Regions from separate parts of the Homo sapiens genome. Here region 2 is linked to region 1. A link is a contact called in ENCODE Hi-C or POLR2A ChIA-PET data. All regions are on one chromosome and are shown on one strand. The core of a region is the stretch at or near the end of the contact, and the rest is flanking DNA. Distances in the headings are between cores, read along the strand shown. Region 1 overlaps SFSWAP (splicing factor SWAP). Region 2 overlaps EP400 (E1A binding protein p400).

Region 1 (6,295 bases), core at 1,712-4,211:
TCAATTCGATTCATGTATGTGGAGGTGTAAAACCTCATAGGGGATCATACCCTACATATTTTTCTGACAACTTTTTTCACTTACAGTAGAGATCCTTCTGTTATCAATGCTTACAGTAGTGTTTGGTGTGTTACAGGCACTCGGTAGGTATTTAGTGACCGAATGACTTTAAGTAGTTTACCTGTAAATCACCCCCTCTGTGTGTGCCCCTCCCCTGCTGTGGGAAATGTGAGCTGTGGGTCTGTCTTTGTGAACGATGCCGCTTTCACCCAATCTGTGTCCTGTGTCTTGTGTACTCCAGTGAGTGCACCCACGGGGGAAATCCTCACCATGGAATTCCTTTTTTAATTTGAGATACTGCTCAGTTGACCTCTGAAGGGACCGTAGCAGTTTTATTTGCCCCCGTAGGGTGTGCGAACTATTTCTTCATGTCCCTGTCGGCATTGGTTACCATCAGCCTTTCGGTGGGAAAGCAGCATCTGCTTTAACTTACATATTTAATGGTAAGTAACACTGAGTCATTTTGCTAATGTCTCTTTTTTTTTTTTTTTTTTTTTTGAGACGGAGTCTCGCTCTGTCTCCAGGCTGGAGTGCAGTAGCGCGATCTCGGCTCAATTGGCTCACTGCAACCTCTGCCTCCCGGGTTCAAGTGATTCTCCTGCCTCAGCCTCCCAAGTAGCTGGGACTATAGGCGGGCGCCACCACGCCCAGGTAATTTTTGTATTTTTAGTAGAGACAGGGTTTCACCATGTTGGCCAGGATGGTCTCAATCTCTTGACCTCGTGATCAGCCCGCCTCAGCCTCTCAAAGTGCTGGGATTACAAGCCTGAGCCACCGCTCCCGGCCACTTTGCTAATGTTTCTTGGCATTGTCTGCTGCCTTTTGAACTGGCTTTCCCTTAGCCTGGGCCCATGTTTCTTCGACCTAGGAAGGGCCCTTTCTTTGTCTTATGCTGCGTCATGTTAGCTGTTTGTCATCAGTGTCACAAACATTTTTTCCCCGGTACATTTCTGACCTGCCATACTTGGAATTTATTTGAGTTTGAGGAGCACGTCACTATCGATGCAACGCATTCACTAAGTCATACATCTTTTCCCCAGTGACTCACAGAGCCTTCTTTACAACGTGCTGAATTCCCATTTGTACTCGATCTTTCTGCATCCATGTTCCTGTTCAGTCCCGTTGATCGTTAGGAAAGGTGATTTTACATATTCAGGTACAGTTGTAAATGATGTCCTAAAGTGTGCCTATTGGCATGGAAAGATATTGGCAGCACTCTAAATTTTTCAAGTGGCATATAAAATATATAAAAGCATATGCAAAAATCATGCATATAAACCTGCATAGGAGACTGGAGAGTTCCCTTGACCCTTCTCAGGACTGGCACAGGGGGTGGCTCGTTTTCTCGGCTGCCACTCAATCCCTTACGGGAGGGACCACACGAACGGACAGGTGCGGGAACCAGAGCAAAGGAACTCTCCTCTCTGGCGGGAGCAGGCTCTGCGCTGGCCTCACGGCAGCCTCCAAGCATATTACAATGCTCTTTTAGCTCTGCCATCTGGGAGTGGGTGTCTGTGACCCCTGGAGCCTCAGAAAGCCTGTGTTACAATCAGTGTTGAGTGTTAATCAGCTCAGTGGAGGGTCAGGGTGACAGCCTTTACACCCTGCCCTCTTGGTACCTGAGTTCTTGTCCGGCGTCCAGCAAGAATCAGGTCACACGAACGAATTAAAGGGTGGTGAATATGGAGGACTTTATTGAGCTGTGGAAGTGGCTCTCAGCAGAAAGGGAAGCTGACAAGGGGGTACAGCAGGAAGATAATTTTCCCCTGGAGTCTGGCCATCCCTCAGCCAAACTCCTCTCCAACATCCAGCTGCTTCCTCTCCTCTCTTTGCTCAGATGCTTTCTCTTCTGTGTGTGTCCCCTTTGTCTGGAGTCTGGGGTTCTTATGGGCACAGGATAGGGGGCAGAGCAGGCCAAAAGGCAACATTCAGGTGGGAAAACAGGGATAGTTGTCACTTTGGGCCACGGGTCCAGGCTTGAGTGTGAAGCCCTCACCAGTATTTCCCTGCCTCCTGCCTGTATCACATACATTCTCTCTTCATTCCTAGTGTGTGTTCGTAATCCAGGATGAAGAGAAGGGAGAAGTCTTCATTGAACCCCTTTTTTCATGCGGTCATTTACATAGTAGCAACAGACTGCAGGATGATTTCTTAGATTCCACAAATTTTTTTTCTTTTTCTTTTTGAGAGAGTCTCACTCTGTCGCCCGAGCTAGAATGCAGTGGTACCATCACAGCTCACTGCAGCCTTGACCTCCCGGCCTGAAGCACTCCTCCTACCTCAGCCTCCAAAGTAGCTAGGACTTACATGCACTTGCCACCATGCCCAGCTAAATTTTTTTGTATTTTTGGTAGAGATGGGATTTTGCTATATTGCCCAGACTGGTCTTGAACTCCTGGCCTCAAGCAGTTCTCCCGCCTTGGCCTCTCAAGATGCTAGGATGACAGGCATGAGCCACTGCACCCAGCCCACAAATGTTTTCAAGTTACTGATCTGCCAAGTTTACAATTCCAGTAAGAGTTTGAAAAGGAAATAGGAACTGAAACCTGCCTGTGTTTGCTGAATCTCTGCTGTGTGCTAGGTGCTGAGGTGCTTTGGGATATGCATTAGAAGCTTGCTTGTTAACCAGTGACCATGACTGCATTTGAGCTGTTGCTGTTCACACATGGGCATTTCCATCAGGACAGCACAGCCAGGAGGAGAGTGGCGGCTCCGGGACCTGGGGCTCAGGCGAGGCCTTGAGGAGCTTACCAGAATAGTGAGGGCCCACGAGGGCCAAAGACCCACAAGTGGTAAAGGACAGGTGGCCCCACTCAGGAAGACACTTTCTCAGGCAGAACCGGAATGACAATGGGAGGCCAGTTGTGGAGAGCCTGGGACGCCAGAATAAGTGAGCACGAGAGACCGACAGGATGAGAGCCGCATTTCCGCTGAGACAGTGTGGCTGCGGGGCACGGGGCGCTGGAGCAGAGTGGAGGCAGGGGTGGGAGGATGCACCTGGGCAGGACGTGGTAGGGCAGTGGGGCTGGGTGAAGGGATGGAGAGCAACGCCGCAGTGTTGGTTATCCCTTTCATAGTTAATGTAGTGTCCTTCACAAATAAGATTTCTTTTATTTTCAAATACAATCAGATACAAAGTCAGTCTGCTTTTGAGCGGTTTGTTTTGCCACAGTAGGAAATAATCGTTGCTGGTTCATGTGCTAATTTTGTTGCCAAATACTTCATCGTGACACAGGGGGACTAATCAATGTTAATTTCCAGTGTTACAGAAGTGGCCGGCGGTAAGCTGTTAATGCTCTCATAAATGACCATTTTTCAGAAGTTATTTGCTTTGTCCCGGACTCTACCTAAACCAATGTACGTCTGCCCCCCTACATTCAAACATGACTTCCGTTTTGATCATTTTTGCTGGAATATTAAAAATGCATCTCAAAGGCAGCTGTGGTTTCTGGGAAGCTGTGTTTGGCATCAGTCCTTGTTCACTTTTAGCACTTGAAGCTGAAAAAAGCAGTAATGTCAACATAATGAACCATCTTAATTCAGCCTGGCAGAGGTCACAACAGCTCTAGTTTTCACCTTCATGGTGAAGGATGATCGTGTTGTTGGAATAAATAGACCTGGACTTGATTACAAGTGACATTTGAAAGTGTTGATTCAGATTGTCCCGTCGCTTCAAAATGGAGCCCTAGTCTTTAAGCACAGTGGTGAGATAAGTATTATTAATGACAGGCATTAGTTAGGATAAAGGCAAAAAAAAAAGTTTGGAGGCTCAAATCATTAAGTTGGCAGTAGAAATATGAATAGAAACTCAGCTGGAGAGTTGACTCCTCGCACTCCTGTTTGTCTTGACTGTGCCTCAGATGGCGTCTCGCGCCCGTTTGGTTTTGTCTTTCACAGACGTTTGCCAGGGACCATGTTTTTCCATCTCCCCTCTGTTTTAACACAGCGCCTTACCAATCACACACCAAATTAGTGCAGTGATTTTGTGAGCGTGGAGAGAGTAAATGAGGAGAGTTCTTCACCAGAAAAAGACAGCAAAGACGTGTTTCTCTTCCTTCTCGTCACAGAACAAACTCCTTACTCGAGGGTGGAGTATGTGTCTCAGCTCTCCTTCTCTTCAGCTCTCTCTTTGTTTTCCTGGGGAAATCCCGGGCCTTGTTGAAAGGACCTGCAGCAGCTCTGACTTCCCGAACACTCACAGGTGCCCGTGTTGAGGTTCCCAATGGCGTCTTTCAGCCCCTGGGCCGGCTTGCTTTCTGCGCAGCGTGTGCTCCTGATGTAGAGGCCGTGGATACTGGCATTTTTTTAGTGCATCAGCTGATTTCTCTGGTGTCCACCCAGGGCTCGCCTCAGAGGATGTGCTCAGCTCGCAAACCTGTGTTCTTTGCTCTTTGCAGAATGGAAGCCCTCTCCCTTTCGGTGTGTATGGGAGAGGCCATAGCTAGGATGTTGAGCCTCTGAAGTTGTAAAGCTTACTACCTTTTTATTTATTGTATGTTTAATTTAAAGGATCATTTAGCATTGCTTGTGGGCAAATCCTGACTAATGCCAGAGTGGGGGTGTTCTTGGATATAGAGCTTGCTTTGTCATTGGACGTTTGTGTGTTAGAATTATGTAAGCAATAAAATATTTTAGCTGGGCACGGTGGTTCACGCCCGTAATCTCAGCACTTTGGGATGCTGAGGTGTGCAGTTCACTTGAGGCCAGGAGTTTGAGACCAGCCTGGCCAAAATAGCAAAACCCTTTCTCTACTAAAAATACAAAAAAAAAAAAAAAAATTAGCTGAGCATGATGGCACATGCCTGTAATCCCAGCTACTCAGGAGGCTGAGGCACAAGAATCACTTGAGGCCGGAAGGCGGAGGTTGCGGTGAGCTGAGATCACGCCACTGCACTCCACCCCGGCAACAGAGCAAGACTCTGCCTCAAAACAAACAAAAATAATAAAATATTTAAAAGTTTGACCTGAAAAATATTGTTACACTTAACAGAATTTTAAATGAGAAAGACCTTTTTGATAAGAACTGTCCCACAGTAAAGTGGATTTTTTTGCCAAAATGTCCCTGGAGATAATTTAGGCAGAGACTTAAAGATGAACCTCATAGCGGCCATCAGATCCCAAGGAGGAATTCATCCCTGCCCTCTTGCCCGCCGCACACCCACAACCAGGGAGGGGCATTAGAGAGCACAGTGTAAACGGAAACAGCAAGGAGGCTGAACAGAGGGCTGAGAAATCACCGTGCCATCATAAAGCAGCCAGCTCAAGTGGAAACTCATCTTAAATTGGGGCCTGCCCCACCAGGGCTCTGCTGAATTGCTTTTGATCTCAAAGCCAAAGCAAGAAGCATAACTGTAGAAGAATCGTTTCTACAGTGTTTTCCCGCAGCCAGTTGGCCTTGCCACAGCGGACCTAAGGAGAGGAAAGAAGGGAGGGAAGCCCCCTTACCACTTTGCCTTTCACAGATGCCGTCCTGCGCACACTGCCGCGGGCTGGGCTGGAGCTCTCCCCGGGGAGCAGCTGGGGGCAGCCTGGGAGACTGGGTCCCACCCCAGCACCTAACCTGAATTTCTTCGAGGCACAAAGGATAAATTGCAGATTTTTCACTGTGTCTAAAGGTGTGAAATGTTTAACAGCTATAATTTAAAATTCACTTGAAGTGAGGAGAGAGTGAGCTTTCTGGGTAAAGAGGGGCAGGCTGCAGGCCTATGCTGTTGAAGGGTGCTGTCTCCTGATCTGGTTCCGATGCGCTGTGGTGGAAATGTGTCAGCATGCATTGAAGATTCATATGCTCTTCTGTATGTATGTAACACTCAGATGGAGAGGTTTTAAAACATCAAAGGGGAGCCTAGACCTTCTTTAAAAATTATTGTCAGAGTAGTGCCGATACTCATTTAAAAACCTAACATCGGAGGTTTGAGGAATCTCTCCTCTGGTAGTTAAAACTGTTTTTTTTGTTTTTCCTTAAGAACTATTTTTTTTTATTATACTTTAAGTTTTAGGGTACATGTGCACAACGTGCAGGTTAGTTACATATGTATACATGTGCCATGTTGGTGTGCTGCACCCATTAACTCATCATTTAACGTTAGGTATATCTCCTAATGCTATCCCTCCCCGCTCACCCCACCCCACAACAGGCCCCGGTGTGTGATGTTCCCCTTCCTGTGACCATGTGTTCTCGTTGTTCAGTTCCCACCTATGAGTGAGAACATGCGGTGTTTGGTTTTTTGTCCTT
Region 2 (6,645 bases), core at 2,645-5,144, 230 kb after region 1:
ACTAATAGCCTACTGTTGACTGGAAGCCTTATCAATAACATGAAACAGTCGATGAACACATATTTTATGTGGTTTTTTTCTTTTTCTTTTTTTTTTTTTGAGACAGAGTCTCACTCTGACACCTAGGCTGGAGTGAGTGGCGGATCACAGCTCATTGCAGCCTTGACTTCTTGGGCTCAGACGATCCTTCCACCTCAGGCTCCCAAGTAGCTGGGACTATAGTGCGCGCTACCACGCCCAGCTGATTTTTGTGTTTTTTGTAGATACGGGATTTCAGGCTAGTCTCAAACTCCTGGGCTCAAGCGAGCCTCCCATCTTGGCTTCACAAAGTGCTGGGTTTACAGGTGTGAGCCATCGTGCCTGGCCTATTTTGTATGTTATGTGTATTTAATATTACGTACTGTATTCTTACAACAAAGTAAGCTGGAGAAAAGAAAATGTTGTTAAAAAATAAGGAAGAGAAAATACATTTACTATTTATTAAGTGGAAGCGAATAATTATAAAGGTCTTCATCCTCGTCATCTTCACGTTGAGTAGGATGAGGAGGGAGTGGGGGAGGGGGAGGGGAAGGGGTTGGTCCTGCTGTGGATAAAATCTGCATGGAAGAGGACCCTCACAGTTCCAACCCAAGTTGTCCACCGATCAGCTATACGTCATTTTGCTCAAAGTTACAATTTCTAAGAACCAACCTATTGATGATGTTTAGTGAGGACTTACTGTAGTTGAATTTGTCAATCTTGTTCACAAAGATATATCATCTAAAATTTTTCTGCTTTTACTCTTAGGTTGTGAAATGAGTGCAGTTTCCTTTTTTTCCCCAAAATGCATATTTGGAAAGCCATATTGAAAAGCCTATCTTTTCCCCACTGATCTTAAGTGCCAGCTCAGACGTAAAACAGGTTTCCTTCTATGCATGGCTCTTTCTGGGATCTTTATTCTTTTATTGGCAAATTTGTACCAGTCTGTACTGATACCACACTGTCTTTCTTACTATAGCTTTATAATAGTTCTTGATGTCTGGTTAGGTAAGTTCTTCTGCCTTGCTCTGTGTTAGGAGGATCTTGTCTATTTGGGGACTATTTCAGAAACATGCTAGAATCAGCTCATCAAGTTTCACAGAAAAACCTATTGGGAGTTTTGATTAGAATTTAATTGCATTAATGGATGTTTTGTGAGAATTGCTGTCTTTATGAAGTTCAGCCTTTCCAGTCTATGATCAAAATATAGTTCTCCCCTTCACTTAGGTCTTCCTAAATAGCTTTCCATAAAATTTCATGATTGTGTCTCTTTTGTTAGATTTAATTCTAGGTACTATATATTTTTAAAAGTTGTGCTAAATGGTATATTTTCTAAAATTATATTTTAAATATATTGCTGGTATGTGTCAGTACAGTTGATTTTATTTCTCTTATACTCAGCAACTTTTCTGAACTCTGTTTGTTAATTCTTTGTATACAGTCTTGTATACAAAGACTTTGTATACAGTCTTGTATACAAAGACTTTGTATACAGTCTTGTATACAAAGACTTTGTATACAGTCTTGTATACAAAGACTTTGTATACAGTCTTGTATACAAAGACTTTGTATACAGTCTTGTATACAAAGACTTTGTATACAGTCTTGTATACAAAGACTTTGTATACAGTCTTGTATACAAAGACTTTGTATACAGTCTTGTATACAAAGACTTTGTATACAGTCTTGTATACAAAGTCTTTGTATACAGTCTTGTATACAAAGTCTTTGTATACTTCTCTGAAGAGTTTTTCCTTTATAATCCTTGTTCCTTTTATACTACTTTTTCTTGCCGTTTTGTGCTAGGTAGGACTTTCAGTAAAGTGTTGAGTTCGTGCTAGTGGTGGACAACATTGGCTTGTTCTTGCTTTGAAAGAGAGCACTTTCAGTAGAAAGGCAGATTATTAGAGTTTTGAGTCATAACTGCATGGTTCAAACCTAATGTTTGTTGCCTACTGACCCCACGGCCTCGGTCAGGTTGTCTGAGCTCTCCGTGGTGTTTTTCTCAGTTGTAAATGGGATAACCAGTGTTCTTCTGAGGATTTGCAGTGCGTGGAAGCCTTGGCCTGACGTGTCCTACGGTGTGCTCTTCACTGCTGCTCTCAGGATGACTATGATGATACCTTTAATGTTTCATAAATGGACATAGTGTATAGGGTTCTTGTAGATATTTTTATAAGATTAGTGAAGTTTGTATCTATTCTTCAGTGTTTATGTTGTAGGTGGGTATTGCATGCTTTGTTTGTTTGTTTTGACAGTCTTGCTCTGTCGCCCAGGCTGGAGTGCAGTGGCACGATCTCAGCTCACTGCAACCTCCGCCTCCTGGGTTCAAGCGATTCTCCTGCCTCAGCCTCCTGAGTAGCTGGGATTATAGGCACCAGCCACCATGCCTGGCTATTTTTTATATTTTTAGTAGAGATAGGGTTTTACCGTGTTGCCCAGGCTGGTCTCCAACTCCTGACCTCAGGTGATCTGCCCACCTGAGCCTCCCAAAGTGCTGGGGTTACAGGCTGAGCCACCGTGCCTGGCCCTCATACATTAAATTGAGGAATATGACTTTTTCTTTTCTTCATAGTCAATTATGATAGTCAAATTTTCTAGGAATTTCTTTATTTCATCTACATTTTAAAATTTATTGGCATACATTGTCAATAATTTCTCCTTACAGTGTTTCCGATCTTGGCTGTGTTTGTATGTATGTCCCTTCTTTCTCCTAATACTGTGTATTTATGCCTGTTTTCTTGATAGTCTTGTCAAAAGTTTGTCAGATTCTTTTTTTTTTTTTTTAATCTGGCGCCTGTATATTGTTTTCTGTTTTGTTTCTGCTCGTAGTATTTCTTTTTTAAAAACATCTTTTTCTGAGTTTTTAACTTGGATGACTAGCTTCCTAATTTTCATCAGCTCATTAATATAAACATTTAAGGGTCTGAATTTTTCCGTAATACTGCTTTAGCTGAATATCATATTTATTATTCAGTTTTAAATATTTTCTGATTTCCCCTGTATATATATTTTATTGACCCATGAGTTATTTAGAAGGATGTTTCTTAATTTCCAAACAATACAGGGTTTTCAATATATATTTTTATTATTATTCTACATTAATTGCATTTTGATCAGACAGAAGATGTATGGGATTCTCACTGACCTGGATTTTGTTGAGGTAGGTTTTGAATGGACCAGTTTATAAACATTCCATACATGCTTTAAAACAACATGCATTCATCAGGTTATGGTACAATTCTCTCTCTCAGTCCACCAGGTAGAACTTGTTGATTGCATTATCCAGTTCTTATCCTTACTGATTTTTGTCTTCTTGCTCTATCAATTACTGAGAGAAGTATGTTAAAATGTTCCATTATGATAATGAGTACCTATTTCTCCTTAAGTTTCTGTCAGTTTTCATTTTATGTATTTTGAGACTATGTTAGTATGTGCATATATAGGTTTAGAATTGTTATCCTATTACGTCATCAGTTTTACTTGATTCTAGATAATTTTATCACATCTGTGTTCTATTTTATGAATTCTCTTTTAAGCTCTTCCTAGTCTTTTGTTAACCCATTGATTAAGTGTTAAATTCCAGTTACCAGTTTGTTTTAAGACATTCCCAATGGTTTTTTAGAAAACCTACATGAAATTTTAAAATTATCTCTTGCTCTGTATTCAGACTTTCAGTCATCTCTTTTATTTCTTCAAATATGAAATTTTATAATCTCTGCCTAATAATTGCATGGGTGATGTTTTTGCAGGTCTGATTCTGCTGTCGTTTATGAATCCTGGTTTCTGCTGATGGTACATTGTTTCCTAGCGTACTTTGTGATTTTTGACAATTTATTGGTGTAGGGACCAGCCCCACAGGGTCGGTGGGTTTCTTCCCACCGTGTGTGGAGACGAGAGATTGTGGAAATAAAGACACGAGACAAAGAGATAAAAGAAAAGACAGCTGGGCCCAGGGGACCACTCCCACCAAGACGCGGAGACTGGTAGTGGCCCCGAATGTCTGGCTGCGCTATTATTTATTGGATACAAAGCAAAAGGGGCAGGGTAAATAGTGTGAGTCATCTCCAATGATAGGTAGGGTCACGTGGGTTACGTGTCCACTGGACAGGGGGCCCTCCCCTGCCTGGCAGCCGAGGCAGAGAGAGAGAGACAGCTTACGCCATTATTTCTGCATATCAGAGACTTTTAGTACTTTCACTAATTTTGCTACTGTTATCTAAAAGGCAGAGCCACGTGTACAGGATGGAACATGAAAGCAGACTAGGAGTGTGACCACTGAAGCACAGCATCACAGGGAGACGGTTAGGCCTCCGGATAACTGTGCGTGGGCCTGACTGATGTCAGGGCCTCCACAAGAGGTGGAGGAGTAGAGTCTTCTCTAAACTCCCCACAAGGAAAGGGAGACTCCCTTTCCCGGTCCGCTAAGTAGCAGGTGTTTTTCCTTGACACTGAGGCTACAACAGGCGTCTTCCCAGATCCTGGCGTTACCGCTAGACCCAGGAGCCCTCTGGTGGCCCTGTCCGGGCATAACAGAAGGCTCGCACTCTTGTCTTCTGGTCACTCCTCACTATGTCTCCTCAGCTCCTATCTCTGTATGGGCTGGCTTTTCCTAGGTTATGATTATAGAGCGAGGATTATTATAATATTGGAATAAAGAGTAATTGCTACAAACTAGTGATTAATGATATTCGTATATAATCATGTCTATGATCTAGATCTAGTATAACTCTTGTTGTTTTATATATTTTATTACACTGGAACAGCTCGTGCCCTCGGTCTCTTGCCTCGGCACCTGGATGGCTTGCCGCCCACATATTGGAACTTCATTGTGGAAGTTACTTTAGGCCTGACAGTGAAGGAGTTTCCTCTAGAGAGAGTTTCTGTTAACTTCTGATCTGTGTTCTTTTGTAAAGCATGTCTCTTGTAAACAGCATATAGTTGGTCTTCTCTGCCCTACAGTTTATTCTAATGTCCCTATGTCTCTAAATTGGAGTGTTTAGTACATTTGTATTAAATTTAAGCCTGTTCTATTAATAATTGGGCCTAGATCTATCCTAATTTTAAAATTTATCTTGTATTTTCTCACCTGTTCTTTAGTCAATCTCTTTATGGTTAAAGCATCAGGCAAGTATTTACAAATTATTTCATTTCCTCTTCTCTGTTAGCTTTCTGTATTCTTGTTGTAGGGGCTATCTGATTATGGTGCGCATTCTTGACTTACTAGATATCCTATTAAATTAGCGCTGTATACTCTGTGGGGCAGAGTTTGGGAGCAGCCTTGCTGGGTGGTTGTGGCACAGGTCTCCTGTGAAGATGGTTTTCAGAAGGCTTGATGTAGCAGGCTGGAGGATGCCATTCCAGGCTGGTTCATTCTGCCAGCTGATGGGCTCTGGTTGCATGCTGAGGGCAGGCTGAGTGTCCTCCTGACCTGGGGCTGGTGTCCGAGAGCAAATATCCATGAGGGAGCAGGATAGACACTGTAGTATCTTTTGTAGCTGAGTCTTGGAAGTCACCTACGGTCATTCTCACATATGGTGGTCACACCGGTCAGGCCAGGTCAGTGTGGGAGAGACCAGGAGTGAACACCAGGAGGTGGGTTCCTGGGGATCCCATTGTCTTTATGGTGTCGAGCTGAATCCATGAGCAGAGCCTCTCATTGGGTCAAGGCTTCTTCATGGTCTTCAGGAACCTCTTAGAGCTTTCTTCACAGAGATGTGGAATTTTTGAAAGTTTAATTCTAAGTATATTTAGCTCTTCATGTCCATGGGTTTCAAATCCATGAATTTGATCAACTACAGATAGAAAATATTTACCAAAAACAAAACAAAGCAAAACAGTAAAAAATAAGAACACAGCTGGGTGTGGTGGCTCACACCTGTAATCCTGGCTGCTTGGGAGACTGAGGCAGGATGGTCACTTGAGCCCAGGAGTTCAAGTTCAGCCTGGGCAACATAGCAAGACCCCATCTCTAAAAGAAATATTAAAAAAAAAAAAAACAGCCAACCAAAAAAACCCCCCAAACCAAATAAGCCAAAATAACAGTACAACAATTACAAAAAAGATACCAAAAAAATGTGTAACAACTATTTACATAGCATTCACATTGTATTAGGTATTATAAGTAACCTAGAGATTATTTAAAATATATGAGAGGATGTGTATAGGTTACGTGCAAATATACATTACTTTATATAAGGGACTTGAGCATCCTTGGATTTTGGTATCGAAAGGGGCCTTGGAACCACCTTCTCAGGGATACTGAGGGACGACTGTATTTAATTTTCTGTCTAAACAGGTTTTTTTTTCTTCGATTTCATTTTCTAACTCATTTCCATATGTGGAGGCTGATTTCTGTGTATTGTTTGTTCTGAGACACCTTACAGAATTATCTTCTTACTGGAAGTTTCCAGTGGTTTGGCTTGTTTTTCCTACTTACATATAGCATCATATGCTGTAGTGGTGCATCCCAGCATTTCGCTCTGGAAGCATCAGACAGACAGGAAAGGTGAAGAACCTTGTTAGGAACATCATGGACACACCACCTGAATTCCACAGCCAACACTTACTTTCACTGGGCTCCATTAGGTCTATGTCCATCAAGCCAGTGTGGCAAATATTTAACAT

The links. Hi-C counts contacts between places; a loop is a spot of excess contacts on that map. ChIA-PET counts read pairs that join two places held with the same protein, here RNA polymerase II (POLR2A). Pooled maps may share reads with other maps.
Region 2: a pooled map shows a loop between it and region 1 (5-fold over the local background). The contact joins two enhancer-like sites. A Hi-C loop is called at or near these places in 1 of 37 single-sample maps with no recorded cell type and 5 of 50 pooled maps. POLR2A ChIA-PET finds 5 or more read pairs at or near these places in 2 of 52 experiments (AG04449 and T-cell).

The regions. Positions count from the first base shown.
Region 1 is chr12:131,771,115-131,777,409 of GRCh38, forward strand. All of the region lies in intron 13 of SFSWAP (splicing factor SWAP), which reads left to right. Among named protein-coding and RNA genes, the nearest start is that of MMP17, 54 kb to the right of the region's middle. RefSeq lists enhancers at 2,322-2,947, 2,679-2,868, 2,948-3,572. Within about 2 kb of position 2,962, at least 6 of the 41 ENCODE cell types and tissues checked have a DNase peak (open chromatin) inside an H3K27ac peak, as active enhancers do.
Region 2 is chr12:131,997,190-132,003,834 of GRCh38, forward strand. All of the region lies in intron 12 of EP400 (E1A binding protein p400), which reads left to right. Among named protein-coding and RNA genes, the nearest start is that of SNORA49, 31 kb to the right of the region's middle. Within about 2 kb of position 3,895, at least 2 of the 41 ENCODE cell types and tissues checked have a DNase peak (open chromatin) inside an H3K27ac peak, as active enhancers do.